2 separate regions of the Homo sapiens genome follow, and region 2 is linked to region 1. Evidence: chromatin loops called from intact Hi-C (ENCODE). Cell type or tissue: mammary epithelial cell. All regions are shown on one strand.

The links. Hi-C counts contacts between places; a loop is a spot of excess contacts. Peaks named below come from ENCODE experiments on the same cell type or tissue, not always from the same donor. Only the 100,000 strongest peaks of a DNase experiment are listed, where the experiment ranks them.
Region 2: a loop joins it to region 1, with 2.1 times the contacts of the local background. A loop is called at or near these places in 4 of 110 quality-filtered maps.

What each region holds. Positions count from the first base shown.
Region 1 is chr6:100,378,640-100,386,639 of GRCh38, reverse strand. It overlaps SIM1 (SIM bHLH transcription factor 1), which reads left to right. Exons shown (of 12, transcript NM_005068.3): 12 at 1-1,631. Among named protein-coding and RNA genes, the nearest start is that of SIM1-AS1, 11 kb to the left of the region's middle. In mammary epithelial cell, no CTCF peak of the experiment used is centred here; a DNase peak (open chromatin) is centred at 4,419; H3K27ac peaks cover 753 bases.
Region 2 is chr6:100,474,817-100,482,816 of GRCh38, reverse strand. No RefSeq gene overlaps it. Among named protein-coding and RNA genes, the nearest start is that of SIM1, 14 kb to the right of the region's middle. RefSeq lists a silencer at 1-84. In mammary epithelial cell, a CTCF peak has its summit at 3,191; no DNase peak of the experiment used is centred here.

The DNA.
Region 1 (8,000 bases):
AAATAAGCTTTAGGGGATCTTCTAGAAAAGGGTAGTGTGCTCCAATTTTTATTTCTCCTTCTTATGGGGGATGAGGATCAATTATAGTACAAGACCATTTGGAAAATATGCATATATATTTTAAAATGAAATACAAGATTTCCGCCCTCAAGATCTAAACCAAGTAAGTTTGATGGATGGCAGCACAGATAAAGAAATCTTCTGAATACACATTTGATTTTTATAGCTCTCTCTTTCAAGAGTAGGATATTACTAAGATATTCAGTGCAATCTATCAGTCCTAGTAGTATTTAGAAGTGACAGAGTGAATGCTGATATTTGGAAAATTGAGCATTTGACCATTTTGGGGTCACTCACCTGGCCTAGTGGAATAGCTTACACTTTAATACAATCAAACACAGTCTTTCTGATATAAAATGTTTGAATGCCCAGATTTGGTTCCCTAGTTCACTCAAATCATAGATGTTGACATACATCCTGTTTTCATAATGATTTTAAAAAGAATGTAAATCCTATGGTCCTCCAAATAAATGATTCAACGTTTATGTAAATGTCAAGTTTTTGTGAATAGGGATTTATGTCTAAGACAGAAAAATCTACTGAACTAGTTCTTACTGTGGAACTAATTGTGGATAAAACATTCGTTATCATCTAAATTTTAAATGAATGACAACAGTTATGGACACATGCAAAAGGTATCAGACATAGAAAATATTGTTGGGGGAAATTTCTGTGTGGTGCTAATTTCTTGTAAGGGTTGTACAGATAGTGCTTAACTCAAAAAGTGAGAGTGTGGTCATTGCCAAATAGGGGTTTGCTCAGAGTTCCTTCTCTAGGACTGTATGCAGAAAGCATACACACACACATACGCACACAGAAAAATATGATTTTTATATCATATTCATGAAAATGTGCCATATCCAATTATAACACACACACACACACACACACACACACACACACACACACATAAATAAATAAATGATGGTTCACATAAGAAATCCTAATTGCTAATTTTAAACCAAACATTTGTAGTTTTGTTTATTGCAACTTTGCTGCATGGGACTTTGCTTTCATAAATCTATATGGGGTTGGGGTTAATTTGCCCTAATTTGCTGACCTGGGACACATGTAATCACTGTTAAACTTACACCCGGTAACCCTGATGTGTTTACATTTCAAAAGAAATGAAATTGGCCTGGAAAAAAATTTTGGAAGTACTGTAAGTCTTTTTTCTTTTTTTTTCCGAAGGGAAATATTTCAAAAAAGGAAACATTATGAGTAGACACTTCAAAAAAGATAAAATATTTTACATTTGTTTTTTGACTAATGTGCTATAAAAAGGATTATATTTGTGAGAAAAGATACTGATCGCCAATATTTCAAATACCGTCTTGCAATGTATAGTTTTTAGTGACATTGTAGTATAAAGCTGTAATTTGAAATTTTACTTTGGAATGTAAAGTAGAAAATATTAGCTATGTCAATGATATCTTGCAAAGTGTTCCCATTTATAATTATTTATATTGTAAATAGCTTTCTGAAGTAAATTCGAAGTTAATGTGCATAAAATGTATTTATTATGTGAGGAATTTTTTGGTTTAAAATATAGTTACCAATATGCACTTTGAGTCTGGGTTATTCATTGAAAGAAAAATCTCTATAGGACAAAAAAGACTGTCAACTAAAAGAGTGCTATAAAGAAACAGGAACCATTTTAGCTCTAGATTCTATTGGAATGGGTAGCACTAAACACACACACACACACACACACACACACAAATATGCACACACACATACTGTAAGAGACCTGGGAATGGAAGCATATACATATGTACAGCAACTATTAAATAATGGGTCTGTTTTTTATTAGACACTGGAGAATGGTTTTTCAATGTTTCATTAGGACAACTTACGCAGGACTTCTTTGTTAAATAAAGCAGAAAATTTGAAAGTAAAGATTACATTTTTAATGCCTCAGTGAAAAGAAAACCTATAATATTGAGATTATTTAACTTGTTCTCATTTAAAAATACTCTCTGAATAATTTTTGTTTTGGAATCCAAAGTATTTTAAAAATTCAGAATGAAGAATTAAGGTCAAACAAAAATAGATTGCCAGGTAGCAATCTATTCTACCTGGCAATCTGTTTTTTTCTCTTTTAAGCATTTTCATAATGCCCAACATGCTTTTCTTTTTCTCCTCTGGGAATTTCTGATTTGCCCTGAAGTATTCAGAAATTGTCAACTATTGGCCAATTTAATGAACTACACAATATCTGTCTAATTCAATGGAAATATAGTTTGTATTTTTTATGAAGCTGAACAAAATATCAATATATCATTGTTACAGCATTTATCAGATATTTTCCAATATGATTCTTTGAAATACTTGTTTTAGGGCTTTTGCTTCTGCAAATATAATTGTTTTCACCTATTTCATTCTCCAAAATAACTGCACTTCCAATTTAATCCACAACTTTTATTGAATACCTATTATGTGTCCCAAATGGGATAGGCGCCAAGAATCTTTGTCATTGCAGGGTGTAATAAGAAAGTACATACAAGGGGTCTTTGATTTTCTCTATGTGCTTTGAAAGTGTAAATTCTTTAGATAATCATAAAAATAACAAGCATTTATTGAACTATCATGTGCTAGGCACTGAATCAAGCTCAGATCATCATAGAAGTCTGAATAAAGACCATCACAGAGGAAGATACCAATATGCTCCATTTGATTAATGAGGGAACTAAGACTCAAAGTCTCACTTGAGTAACTTAGTCACAAAGCTAGTAAGTGGTGAGATGAAATTTGAACTCAGGACGATTTACTCTAAAACTTTACCTAACTTCATTCTGCTTTCTTTATATATGTAATATAATATAATATTTCATATAATAAATCAGCCTGCTGGGATCAGTCTGTCTCTGGTTGCCATGGTAATCATTCAATCCACGGGTATTAGGAACTGAGGCAGCCTTCCAGGCCCACCCAGCCATCCTTTCTCAATTAACAAAATACATGTTTCATATATATATATGTATGTATATATGTATGCATGTATATATATGCATATATACATACATATATATATGTATGTATGTATATATGCATATGTGTGTGTGCATGTATATAAAGAAAGCAGAATGAAGTTAGATAAAGTTTTCTTTTACCTAACTTCATTCTGCTTTCTTTATATAGGCTGTTTCTTTCATATATATAGATATGTCTCCTTACATACATTTTTCTTTCCTGCTGAATGAGGGTTCTGATGTTTCTTTTATATGACCATGATACCAAGAAAAGTTTAGGGCACAATAAGCTCACAGGAAAGTTATCCTAAAAGTTTCCCCATAATATTTGACTTTTTTTGAGGCTTTCTCAATTAACAAAATGCAAATGGCTTCACTAGTAATTATCAACTGTATACATGTTTTACCTAACATTTTCAGGACATGAGCCAAAACAAACGTTTTACTTTTTCATCACAGTCATTAAATGCTTTGTTTTGTTTCATGGAAAATTTTCCTTCCTCTTTGGATAAAAACCAACCAAAACTCACTCAAGCAAGAGTCAATATGTGTCAGCAATGACTGCATTATTTAAAGGCCTGGTTTTGCTATTTCAACTACCACATTATGTATTTTCCTTATTTGAGGGGGAACTTGTTGTAAGTTATCTGACCGGAAGGCTGCCCTTCTAAATGCAGATGATTCCTGTAGGATGTCTTTAAGCAATGATGCGCACCTGCTGGAATCAGTCTGTCTCTGGCTGCGTTGGTAATTATGTAACCCATGGGTATCAGGAACTGAGGCAGCCTCTCAGGCCCACCCAGCCATCCACCGCCACTGGCCTCTCTGCCTTATAGTGTCAGGAGGGTCAGTTCTCTGTAATACTTCTTGGCCTTTTAATAATTATACTTTATAACTTAATATGTGCTGTATTTACTGGTGGAATTAGATCCAGGGTGGGAGAAATGTAAAACACCCCAGCTTTGGGAATTTGTAAATAATCTCTGCTTTATTCAGCTTCCCGCAGGTCAGGCTCCTGTGTGGGGAATAATTCCATATGGGAATCTTAGTTGAGTGCCATCTAACTAGATCTTAAAGGGAATCTTGGCAGTATCTTCCAAGCCATAAGGAAATAATTCTCAGTTTCTGATGAGGCTTTTCTGAGAACTTTGTTTATATATATATATCAACATCAAAAACCCAAACCAACCAAACAAAAAACACCTGAACCTGAGGAGCCCTTTGTGGATGAAGTCTCTAGGGTTCACTTGGAAATGGGTAATTGGGTTCTAACGTAAGAAGAAATCATCCAGGCAATAATTGAGGCTCATTATTCAGTGCATTTCTACATTTCTAATTTCCAATTTCAGCCCTTGTGTGAGTCACATGCCCCATTAGTTAGGCTAGACAGGGCTTGTCCATGGTAGCATGCTAAAACTATTTTTTAATTTAAAAGGTCACAGGCATGTTTTTAATTCACATTTGCAATTCTGTTACATAATTAAGCATTGTCGATAGCTAAGAAAAGTTTTTTCAGTGTGGGGAGTAAAAGAGATGATCGGGCTGGCTTTTACACTGCTTAAATATGCCTTCCAGGCTCACAGGTTCCTTGTTTAAATATACCCATGTCTGTTATCTAATTGACCTTGCTAGTTTCCTTACATAAAATTAATATATATATAAGAGATGCCTTGTAATGAATGACACAGAATATCTTGTTTTTGAAATTTATTTTTATTTCATGACACTGCTGTTCCTTCATGTAATGGAAATAAAATGGCTTAACAATTCTGCCACTCTTTCATGCCCACTTTAGTTGGTTTATGGCCAGGTTTCCTTCATTAGAGATATGTCATATTTCATTGCTCCAAATTTTTACTTTTTTCCCAAGCTCCCCTTACCCTGCAGACATCATGTCATTTTACTTCAGGGACCATCTCTAAATGATAAGGACTTAAAAATACATATATAACCATTATGCCACTTCATACCTACCAAACTTAACAATAACTTATTGTCATCCAATATGTGGCACTTTTTGAAAGGAGGCTATGATCAGGCATGAATTTGTTTCCTTCTGTTTCAAGGTCCTCATGCCTCCCTTTGGACTTTCTATCTTTGACGCTTCCACAGCTCTCTTTGTCTATTCACACTTCTCCCCCTTCTCTCATTTTTGACCCCTCTCAGCTTCTTCCCAGGATATTTAGGTACGCCAGTGTTCTTTTAATGCATACTACATACATGCATACACACACATGCACACACTCCCAGATGGGCCCAGTCTTCAGGCCACAGGCCTCATAGCTGCTCGCTTACTCTTGCTCAATCCTCACAGCAGCTGTTTTCCATTCCAAGAGCATCCTAAATCCGACTCTTAGGGGAAGACAGAATGCTTTATAGTCCTGTCTTCCTGAAATGTTTCAGTATCTCTTCCTAACACTTCAAAATGCGTCTGTATCTTCGCCCTTCTTTTCTGCCTGCTTATTTCATGAAACAAGTGATTTTCCTTTCCAAGAGTAACTCCTTTTCCTGTAATACTGATTTAGTGACACTGCTAATTGTTCCCTTCTTTTCTCTATTTACTGACTCCTTTGTTTCTGCTAGATATGCTTCAGTCTCTCAATTTAAAAAAAGCAAGAAGAAGAACAAAAATAAGGATAGCCATTTGGATACTATCCTCTCTCTTCCTATTACCAACAAAAAAGTTTATTTATTTATGTATTTAGATGACATGATACACTACTTACTTTCTATTTTACACACACTCCCAAACTTTAAGGTACAATTTTCCCCTTTTATCTTGTGGTTCCCTTATGCACAAGTCATCATCAGCTCTTCATTGTCTTTCATATAGCATCCTGACCCCTTTTCTTGCTATTTAAGATTTCCTCCAATCTAGTTTCCACTGCCATTTTCTTTCTTTCTTTTTCTGAGACAAGGTCTCATTCTGTCACCCAGGCTAGAGTGCAGTGGTGTGATCATGGCCCACTGCAGCCTTGACCTTCTGGGGTCAAGGCCTGTGCCACCACACATGGCCAATTTTTCTATTTTTTGTAGAGACAGGGTTTTGCCATGTTGCCCAGGCTGGTCTCAAACTCCTGAGCTCAAGCAATCTGCCCACCTCGGCCTCCCAAAGTGCTAGGATCACAAGTGTGAGCCATTGCACGTGGCTCTACTGCCATTTTCAAAATCATCTTCCACTACTCTCCTACATAATTAGTCTACACCCAACACACAGGTGTACTCGTTGTCCTATATCACATCATTTGTCTCTCAGAGGCTGGCAGTGTAGCCTGTGTGCATGTGCTTACATGCTAAATCAAACCTAGATTTGAATCTCAGCCCTGCTACTTACTAGTGATGCAACTTTGAACACTCTGGCTTGGTTCTTTCCTTGGTAAAATGGGGATGCAGAAGATTCATATCTCAAAAAACCCTTGTGAGCATTCAAGGAAGCAATGCTTGTGGCACCCTCAGTATACAGCAAGTGCTCAACAGATGTTAGCTATTAGTGTTAGGGGTCTCCAAGAATGCACTTCCCCTTCATTCATCCTTCGGTCAGTGCTTAACTGACATTTATCAAGTGCCTCCACGTACTGATTGACATTCGGCTAGTCCCAGGCCACTACAGAAAAAAATCTGTGTGGTCCCTGACACACAAGGCTCACAATTGAGGAAGGTGGTGAGGGATAATCTCAAATGCCCTTCAGTCCTTTCCACCTGCGTAGATGCTGCCCTTCCTGTGAAGCCTGCCTGTCGTGGCCCCCTCCTTGACTGACCCCTATGCACTGCCTTGGGTTGCACTTTCTTTCTGAACTCCAAATGTTCCTGGCCAGCTTGCCAGCTGTTTTCTTGTGCTCTCTAGTATGTTTGTGTGGGCTCTTTCATCAGCAGCAAGGCCTTCAATGCAGGGACCGTTCCCTGTGCCTTCTGTTACCTTCAGCCCTAGCCCCTATAACAGCACCTGACACAGGAGAGAAACATGATAAATATGCTGGGTGAGTGACTATGTGCTGCCTTGCAAATGGTCATGTATTTCAGATTATTTCATCTGATCTTCAGTCAGCATTACAAAACCTCCGGTGGCTTGTGCAACCCCAAATAATCTCTGGATTGTACAAACAGGATTACAGCTTTTTCATGTTTTCTTTCTTTTTGTTGTGGGGGCAGAGGGAGGATTGCAAGTTGTTTTCAACATTCTGATTTTAAAACCTGAACAGTAATCATTCCGAGTCTCATCTATGTTAATGATTTTTACTTACAACTTGCATTCTAAAGGAGATTATATATGAGACACATTGGCACAGTCTCTGGCTTATGGTGACTGAACACCATTGTGTTCCACCTCTTCTTCCCTCTCAAATCTACGTTTTCCCCTAATTTGCCCCCAAATCTCTTTCTGCATTTGTGATGCATATTCCATATTTCTAAATTGTATTCCATGACACAAATCCATTTTAAAAAACACTTTTCCCAAATCTTACTCCGTTACTGAGTGAGATACCACCACAAATTCAACTTCCTCCCTTTCTTCCTTCAAATTCCCCCCAGATTTCCTTTCTTCTGTTCTATACATCTTCCACACTGCCGACAGGGTCTTCTTCCCAAATAGTTTATGTCATTCATCTGCTTAGAAAGCCCTTTTATGTCCCTATAGCAGCTGAATGAAATTTAAATCCCTTAGCCTGTCACATTGGGTGCTTTACAACTGAGCCCTAAACTACCTCCTCAGCCTTATCTCCATCTGTCACCTTGGATACCCTAGGTTTTTGCTGTATTGAGTTTTTCACTCTTCATGCAATATGCCCTGGCTTTCACTATCCCATGCCTTGGCACACACTGTTCTCTGGCTGGAATGTTCCACAACCACTATTTATTGGGAAAATTCTTCACCCTTCAAGGCACATAGTTCTCACGTGATGTTTAGTTCTCGTTGGGAAAGTTTTATACTTCCTTTCTTGGCTCCCACAGTGCATGGTTCATATTTCT
Region 2 (8,000 bases), 96 kb before region 1:
ATAGTCCTGATTAAACACAAGATCAGCTACAACCAGGCTTGGGACAGGGCTGGAGCTGGCTAAACAAGATTAGAGCTTTGTTGGAGCTATGAGAGCCCATCAGGTGTTCAATTCCTCAAATTTATTTTTTGGTTTCTTGATTACTTAAAAGTAGTATTGGGCTTTGAAAGCAGACAATAAACAGACATGTCACCTAGACAAGGTAGCCTGTGGCAAGAGCAGGCACTCTGTACAGCAAAGAAAGTACATCTACACCTGCCCTTCATTTCCACCCTCACTTTGCTGCCCCTCATAGCCCAGTCCTTCATCGGTACTCTTTCACTAGGTGGAAATCATCCTTGTCATCCATCCTGCATCCTGCAGGTTGCTGCCAAATCATTTTCTCCAAAAGGCCCTTTGCACCTTGTCATAGCCAGATTCCAGCAGGAACAGATGGGCATATGCACAAAATTTAACTGAAAATAGTTTAATAAAAGAACTGTATACAGAAGTGGATCAGGATTCAGATATTACCAAAGGATGCCAAATACTGAGGGACTAGCAAAAGTAAGATCTTGACCCAGGTCTGAAAGGCTAAGAGGAGAAAGATGGACTCCCTCAACTGGTGAGAGCCATAGTTATAGAAGAGGGAATGCCCACCAAAGTCAAGGCCTAGAAAAATATGATCATGTAAAAGCCATGGCAGGAAGAGGATGATGCAATGAACATTCCAGCTTTTCTCTCCCCCATCTCTCAATGGTTACCCACTGGTTAAACCCAACCAGAAGCTGAAGGGAACCCCGCTTCCCTCTGGAGTCCCTGCATGGGTTCAGTGTCTGTGGCATAGAGCAGGATAGAAAGGGTAGAGAATGAATCTGAAGGGGAAGGAGTTCTTTTATATCGGTATCTCATATAATTCCTATGGTTAAATTGTAGATCGGCATCTTACCCATTTTACAGATGATGAAATGAGGCTCAGTCAGATTACATGTCTTAGCAAAGGCCTCACAACTAATAATATGGCCACATAGAGTCAGAATTCAAATTCAAATTCGTTGTATGACTCCAAAATCTGTGTGCTCCAACCAGGGAAGCTGCACCGATGACTGGACTTGGGGATTGGTGGGGTCTAGGAAAGGAGCAAGATGGGAGATCTGAAGATGTCATTCAGGGGTTGATTCTGTTGACTTTGATCAAGTTGAGACCATGAACTGAAATAGGAAAACCAGGAGGGACATATTAGTTGTATGTGCCCACCCATGCTGAATCTGAGGGCCCTAAGGAAAACAATCATTTAGTGGATGTGTCTAGCATGCGATATGAACACAGGTCTGGAGTATCCGGAGGGCTCAAAGCCAAAAAGAAATATTTGCAACCATGGAGTAGGGTGATGGCTAATACCTTGAGGGTAAAGAACATCACCCAGGGGACTTGCTGGGCAGAGATGAGATGAAGACTCAGGCAGGGCCATCCAAGACCCCTGCACTGATCATTTCCTCATTACCAAGGGATTTCAAGGCATTTCATAATGCGTAGCCTGGCACAAAAGGCCCTCCTCCACTGGGCCCCAGACTTCAGCATTCTTTCTCACTGATTCCAGCAACCAACTCTCTTCTCTGGTTAAACCTACTTGCACTCTCCCAGCTCTTCCACTTTCCCATACCCCAAGCCTTGACCTGCCCACGCTCCACTCCTCCTTTGAGGCACACTATGCCCTGGGTGATGGCTCCCTTTTATGACCTTTGGTAGTCCCCACATCTTCACCCCACAGCATATCCTGTCTTACAGACCCTGTGCCTTTGTCTCCATCTGTATGAAGAATTACGTGCTCAGCATACATTGGACGTAGATAAATTGAAAAATACCAGTTGGCTTAATCATTTGCTTATTTTGGAGATGGCCAAACATCAGTAAGGCCAGCTTTTTTGTTTTATTCAAATTAGCTCGCCTTGGCCAGGCATGGTGGTTCACACTTGTAATCCCAGAATTTTGAGAGGGCAAAGTGGGAGGATTGCTTGAGACCAAGAGTTAGAGACCAGCCTGGGCAGCATAGCAAGATCCTGTCTCCACAAAAAATTTTAAAAATTAGCTGGGCATGGTGGTATGTGCCTGTAGTCCCAGCTTTTCAAGAGACTGAGGCAGGAGGATCACTTGGGCCCAGTAGGCTGAGGCTGGGGTGAGCCAAGATTATGCCATGCCTGGGCAACAGAGCAAGACATTGTCTCTTAGAAAAAAAAAATAGCCCACCAGTGTGGGCTACTTTGTGTCCAAAACAGTGATCCAAACATAGTAATGGCAATATTATTAGAATATCTGGGTGGGCTTCCAAAGGGACTATATGAAAGGGAACGGCACTCACTGGATATATATTATAGCGCCTAAAGTCATGATGGGCGCAGTAGGTAGTCACTGGTCAACTTCTGACCATAGCACATATTTTCTTATAATTTGGGGCAAGTTACTAAATTTCCCTCAGTCTCAGTTTTCTTACTTGTAATAGTGTCACTTATTTAATAGGTTTACCACGCAGATCAAATGAGATAATTCTTAGCCCAGGCCTGACAGCTAGTAAGACCTTAATAAATGCTAGAAATCATTGTTATTATAATTACTTCAGCCCATCGAGTTTAGCTTATTAGAGCTAGAAGGAACTGCATAGAAAATTCAGTCCCAGCACTTAATTTATAGATGAGCAAATGGATGCTCAGGTGTCAGGACATGATCGGATGGAGCTCAGATATAAAACAAGTCCTGTGTTCCTTCGTCCACTGGCCAGCACTACTCAAGAGTCTGTGTCACATTTTATACCTGCACAGGCCCATGCTTTTACTTGTATTACATGCAGTGAGGCAGAGTGATCTAGATCTGTTTTTTGTTCATTTTCTGAAGAGATAGAACATTTATGTCAAATCCAATCTACCTTGATCAGACAGGAAATATAATAAAACATTTAAGACAAATCTTTATAGAGCAAAAGTTATACCAGTTTGTAGTTACAAAAATCATTGCTGGTGACCCTAATTCATACCAACACTTACGGGAATAATGAAAGCAAACATGTGAAGAGTAAGGTTGAAGTGAAAGTCACAGGGGTGTTTTGTGCATGACTGGTTTTTTGTTAGTTTTTGGGTTTTGTTTGTGTTTTTAGACCACTGTCTGGGTCAGAGAAAAACACTTGTAATGAAAATGTCCACCTATAGGTGGCAAACTTGTACTGCTGTCATTCTGTCCTTGGGTGCCCTTGCAAGTAAATGTCACTTGGAATGGAGATGAAAATGAAATTTGAAGAAAGAAAACAAGAAATCTAAATGGATCCAGAAACAACACTCTCACAAAAATTTTAAATGAAAAAAAAAACCATGTAATAATCTCACAAGATACTTAGTCTGATTCATCTGCAAGAATACCTCATGAAATTGCACCAGATGCATTTATTCAGGATCCATTTCAGAGTTCCTACAACATAGCACACCCTGGTTTAGAGTGGGAAAGACACATCCCTGCCTTGAGAGTGCTGACAGCTGGGAGCCTTCCACCTGCAAAGCACTTCCAGCAACATCTCTCATCTGACTTTTGCTGTTGTCCCCGATGTCATAGATAAGAAAACAGAGGCTCAGAGACACCAGGGGAGCGGCAGACTGGAGCCCAGCTCCTTAGAGTCCAGGTACTGTCTCTGTCTGCCACTTTATGCTACTTCAACATAAGGCAGAAAGTGACAAAGTGATCCAGGATTAGGGGGTAGGAATAACTAATTCTTTGGGGTGTATCACTCACAGGAAAGCCCCAGTGGTTCTTCCAGAGCCTTTGTAAATAGAATGACCTTGGACTCTCTCATTTCTGCCCTTCACCCTGGCTAACCAACACTTACTCCCTAATCGTGAAAGGGGGGTTGTTTCCCAGAGTGAGGGTCAGGATCCCCTGGGGACTCTAAGGAAAGTAGTGAAGACTTTAATTTACAGTGGCCAGGCTTGGTGGCTCACATCTGCAGTTCCAGCTGCTTAGTGAGGCTAAGGTAGAAGGTTCACTTGAGCCCAGGAGTTTGATGCTGCAGTGAACTATGATTACATACCACTGTTCAACCTGGGTGACAGAGTGAAAAAAAAAAGACTTTATTAACGAGAAATAATTCTTTTTTTTTTTTTTTTTTGAGACAGAGTTTTGCTCTTGTTGCCCAGGCTGGAGTGCAGCGACGCGATCTTGGCTTACTGCAACCTCCGCCTCCCGGGTTCAAGAGATTCTCCTGCCTCAGCCTCCCGAGTAGCTGGGATTACAGGCATATACCACCATACCCGGCTAGTTTTATATTTTTAGTAAAGATGGAGTTTCTCCATGCTGGTCAGGAAATCCCGACCTCAGGTGATCCGCCCGCTTCAGCCTCCCAAAGTGCTGGGATTACAGGTGTGAGCCACCGCACCTGGCAAGAAATAGTTATTCTACCCTACTTTTAAAAACTTTTGATATAGTATACTCATTTAAATGTGTTTAATTAAAACAATATTGAGTGCCTGTTTAAACGTATAAAGAGGGTACAATGTGTTTTTCCATGCATTCCTTGCTCCTTTGAAGATTTTCCTATGTATCATCCCAGGCTTATCCCTAAGTATTTACATATATGTAGATACGTAAGTGTGGATATAGAGAGAATTTTCTTTGCCCAATTCATGTAGTACTCTGCTGCTTGCTTTTTTCATTTAACAATATAACTTGGAGAGCTTTAACTAGACCTATGTTATGCAGTTTAACGTGGCATGGGGTTTATAGTTTGAATGTACCATAATATATAAACCATTCCCTTCCCTACTGGTGGATGTCTAGGTTGTTTCTGTTTCTCACTATTACAAATAGGTCTGTAGTTAAGTCCTTTTACATATACCTGTGTACATGTGCAATATCTCTGAAGGATAAATTCCTTAAAATAAAAATATTGTTGGACCAAAGCATAGATATGCATTTTGAATTTAAAAAAAATACTGTTAAATTAACTCCCACAAAGGCTGAACTGCCTTTTTGTTGACCCTCTCTCTCATTAACTTTCTATTCACAACCTATACTGTGGGCCACTTTTATTCTGTTTTAACTTTTGTTTTGTTTTGTTTTGAGACATGGTATCCCTCTGTCACTCAGCCTATAGTGCAGTAGTGCAATCATGGCTCACTGCAGCCTTGAACTCTTGGGCTCAAGGGTATCCTCTTGCCTCAGCCTCCTGAGTAGGTGCGACTATAGGCACACACCACTATGCCCGGCTAATTTTTACAAAATTATTTTTTGTAGAGATAACGTCTTGCTATGTTGCCTAGGTTGGTCTCAAACCCCTGGGCTCAAGTGATCCTCCTACCTCAGCTTCTCAAAGTCCTGGGATTACAGGTGTAAACCACTGCGCCTGGGCCTATGTTTTAACTTTAATCTTGAAGTCTTCCTTCTCCTGCTTTCTCTCACCACACACTCATTTCACCGAAAACTCTGTTAGATTTACTTTCAAATACATCCAGAATCTAGCCACTTCTCACCACCTACTCTGCTATCACTTGGTTGAAGCCACCATTACCCCTGCACTGGATCCCTGTAGTAGTCTCCTACGCATCTCCTTGCTTCTGTTCTGCCCTCCTTCAAACTACTGTCAACACAGCAGCCAGAGTGACCCTGTTAAAACAAGTCAGATCATTTCATCCCTCAGCTCAAAATTCTGCAGCGTATCCTCACTTCACTTCGTGAAATCCTTATGATGACCTCCAAGGGCCTATGTGATCTGCACCTACATTCTCTTCTCCTACATTCTCCTCCTCCCCATCTGTACTCTGCCATGGACACTGACCTTCTTGCTACTCCATGAATCCTCCAGGCACACCCCACATTATGGTCTTAGCAGTCCTCTCCTTCCTGATATCCACTTGACTAACTCCTTCACCTCCTTCAAGTTGGCTCAAATTTCTCTTTCTCAGTAAAGCCCTTCCAATACCCTTATTCAATACTGCAAACATCCCCCATCGGCGTCCTATACTCCTTGCTCTTCTTTTTCTTTTCCCAGAGCATTTACAACCCTTTTACCTGCTATGTAATTAACTTTATTATGTTCGTTGCCTACCTCTCCCATTTGAATTTCCATGCCACATGGGTGGGGATCTTTGCTGTTTTGTTCACTGGAAAAAATCTTTCATAAATATCTGTTGAATTGGAGTCGCCATTCCTCTCTCCATTGCAATGGTGAAATAGCTTCAAAAAGCTGTAGTTTTGACACTGAGTCATTCCCTTGTGGATGATGTTGTCCTATTGCTTTTTAAAGATAAGTTTCGAAAAGGAAAAAAAAATAGAAAAATTGGACATCATCAAAATTTTAAACTTTTGCTTGTGAAAGACTCTGTAAAGGGGATGAAAAGACAAACTACAGACTGGGAGAAAATATTTGCAAATCACAAATCAAACAAAGAATATATATAATCTCAGAACTCAACTGTAAAAAACCACACACAGGCAATTCAATTAGAAAATGAACAAAAACAAGAACAGACATTTTACCAAAGGGGATACAGAGATGGCAGATAAGTACATGAGAAGATATCTAACACTATTTGCCATTAGGAAGATGTAAACTAACAAACACCACAATGATATCAGACCTATCTGAATGGCTAACATAAAAAAAATCACGTCAAATGCTGGCCAGGCACGGTGACTCACACCTGTAATCCTAGCCCTTAGGGAGGCCAAGGCGGCTGGATTGCTTGAGCCCAGGAGTTTGAGTCCAGCCTGGGTAACCCTGTGACACCCCCTTCTCTACAAAAAATACAAAAATTTGTCAAGCGTGGTGGTGTATGCCTGTAGTCCCAGCTACTTGGGAAGCTGAGGTGGGAGGATCACTTGAGATTGGAAAGTCGAGGCTGCAGCATGCCTGGGTGACAGAGAGAGACACGATTTCAAAAAAATAAATAAATAAAATGCTAGTGAGGATGTGGAGAAAACGGATCACTCATACATGGTGGTAAGCATGTAAAGTGGTACAGTCACAAATATACTTTTACTTTTTCTTTTAAAACCAAAAATGGACTTCCCATACCACCCAGCAGTTGTACTTTCAGGCATCTGTGCCAGAGAAATGCAGACTTATGTTCATACAGAAACTTGTACAGCAATGCTCATAGCAGCTTTATGTATAATATACAAAAACTGGAAACCACCCAAATGCTCTTCAACAGGGTGAACGGTTAAAAAAAAACTGTAGAACATACATACCGTTGAATACTACTCAGAAATAAAAAGGAATGAACTACTGATACGTGAAACAATATGAACTGATCTCAAGAGGTTGTGCTGAGTGAAAACACCAATCTCGAAAAGTTACATTATATATGATTCCATTTACATAACATTCCTGAAACAAAATTATCAATGGAAAAGAGAGTAGTGGTGTCCAGGGTTTAGAGATGGGGATGGAGGGAAAGAGAAAGCTGTAGCTATAAAGGGGTAATATAAGGGAGTCTTGTGGTGATGGTGCAATTCTGTATCTTAATTGTAGTGATGGTACACTAAGCTAAGCTACACATGTGATCAGACTGCATAGGTCTATGAGCACACACACACGGATACACACACGCAGGCACACACACACGCACACTCACGAGTACAAGTGTAACTGGAGAAACCTGAATGAGCTCTGTTAATTGTACCAATGTCACTTTCTTGGTATTTATACATACTGTAGTTACGCAAGATGTTACTGGGTCAGGCAAGGTAAAGCGTGCACCAGAATTCCCTGTACATTTCTTTGCAACTTCCTGTAAATCCATAATTATTTCCAAATTGAAAAAATAAAGGACAGGGCGCGATGGCTCACACCTGTAATCCCAGCACTTTGGGAGGCCGAGGCAGGTGGATCATGAGGTCAGGAGATCGAGACCATCCTGGCTAACACGGTAAAACCCTGTCTCTACTAAAAATACAAAAAATTAGCCAGGCGTGGTGGTGGGCGCCTGTAGTCCCAGCTACTCGGGAGGCTGAGGCAGGAGAATGGCGTGAACCCGGGAGTC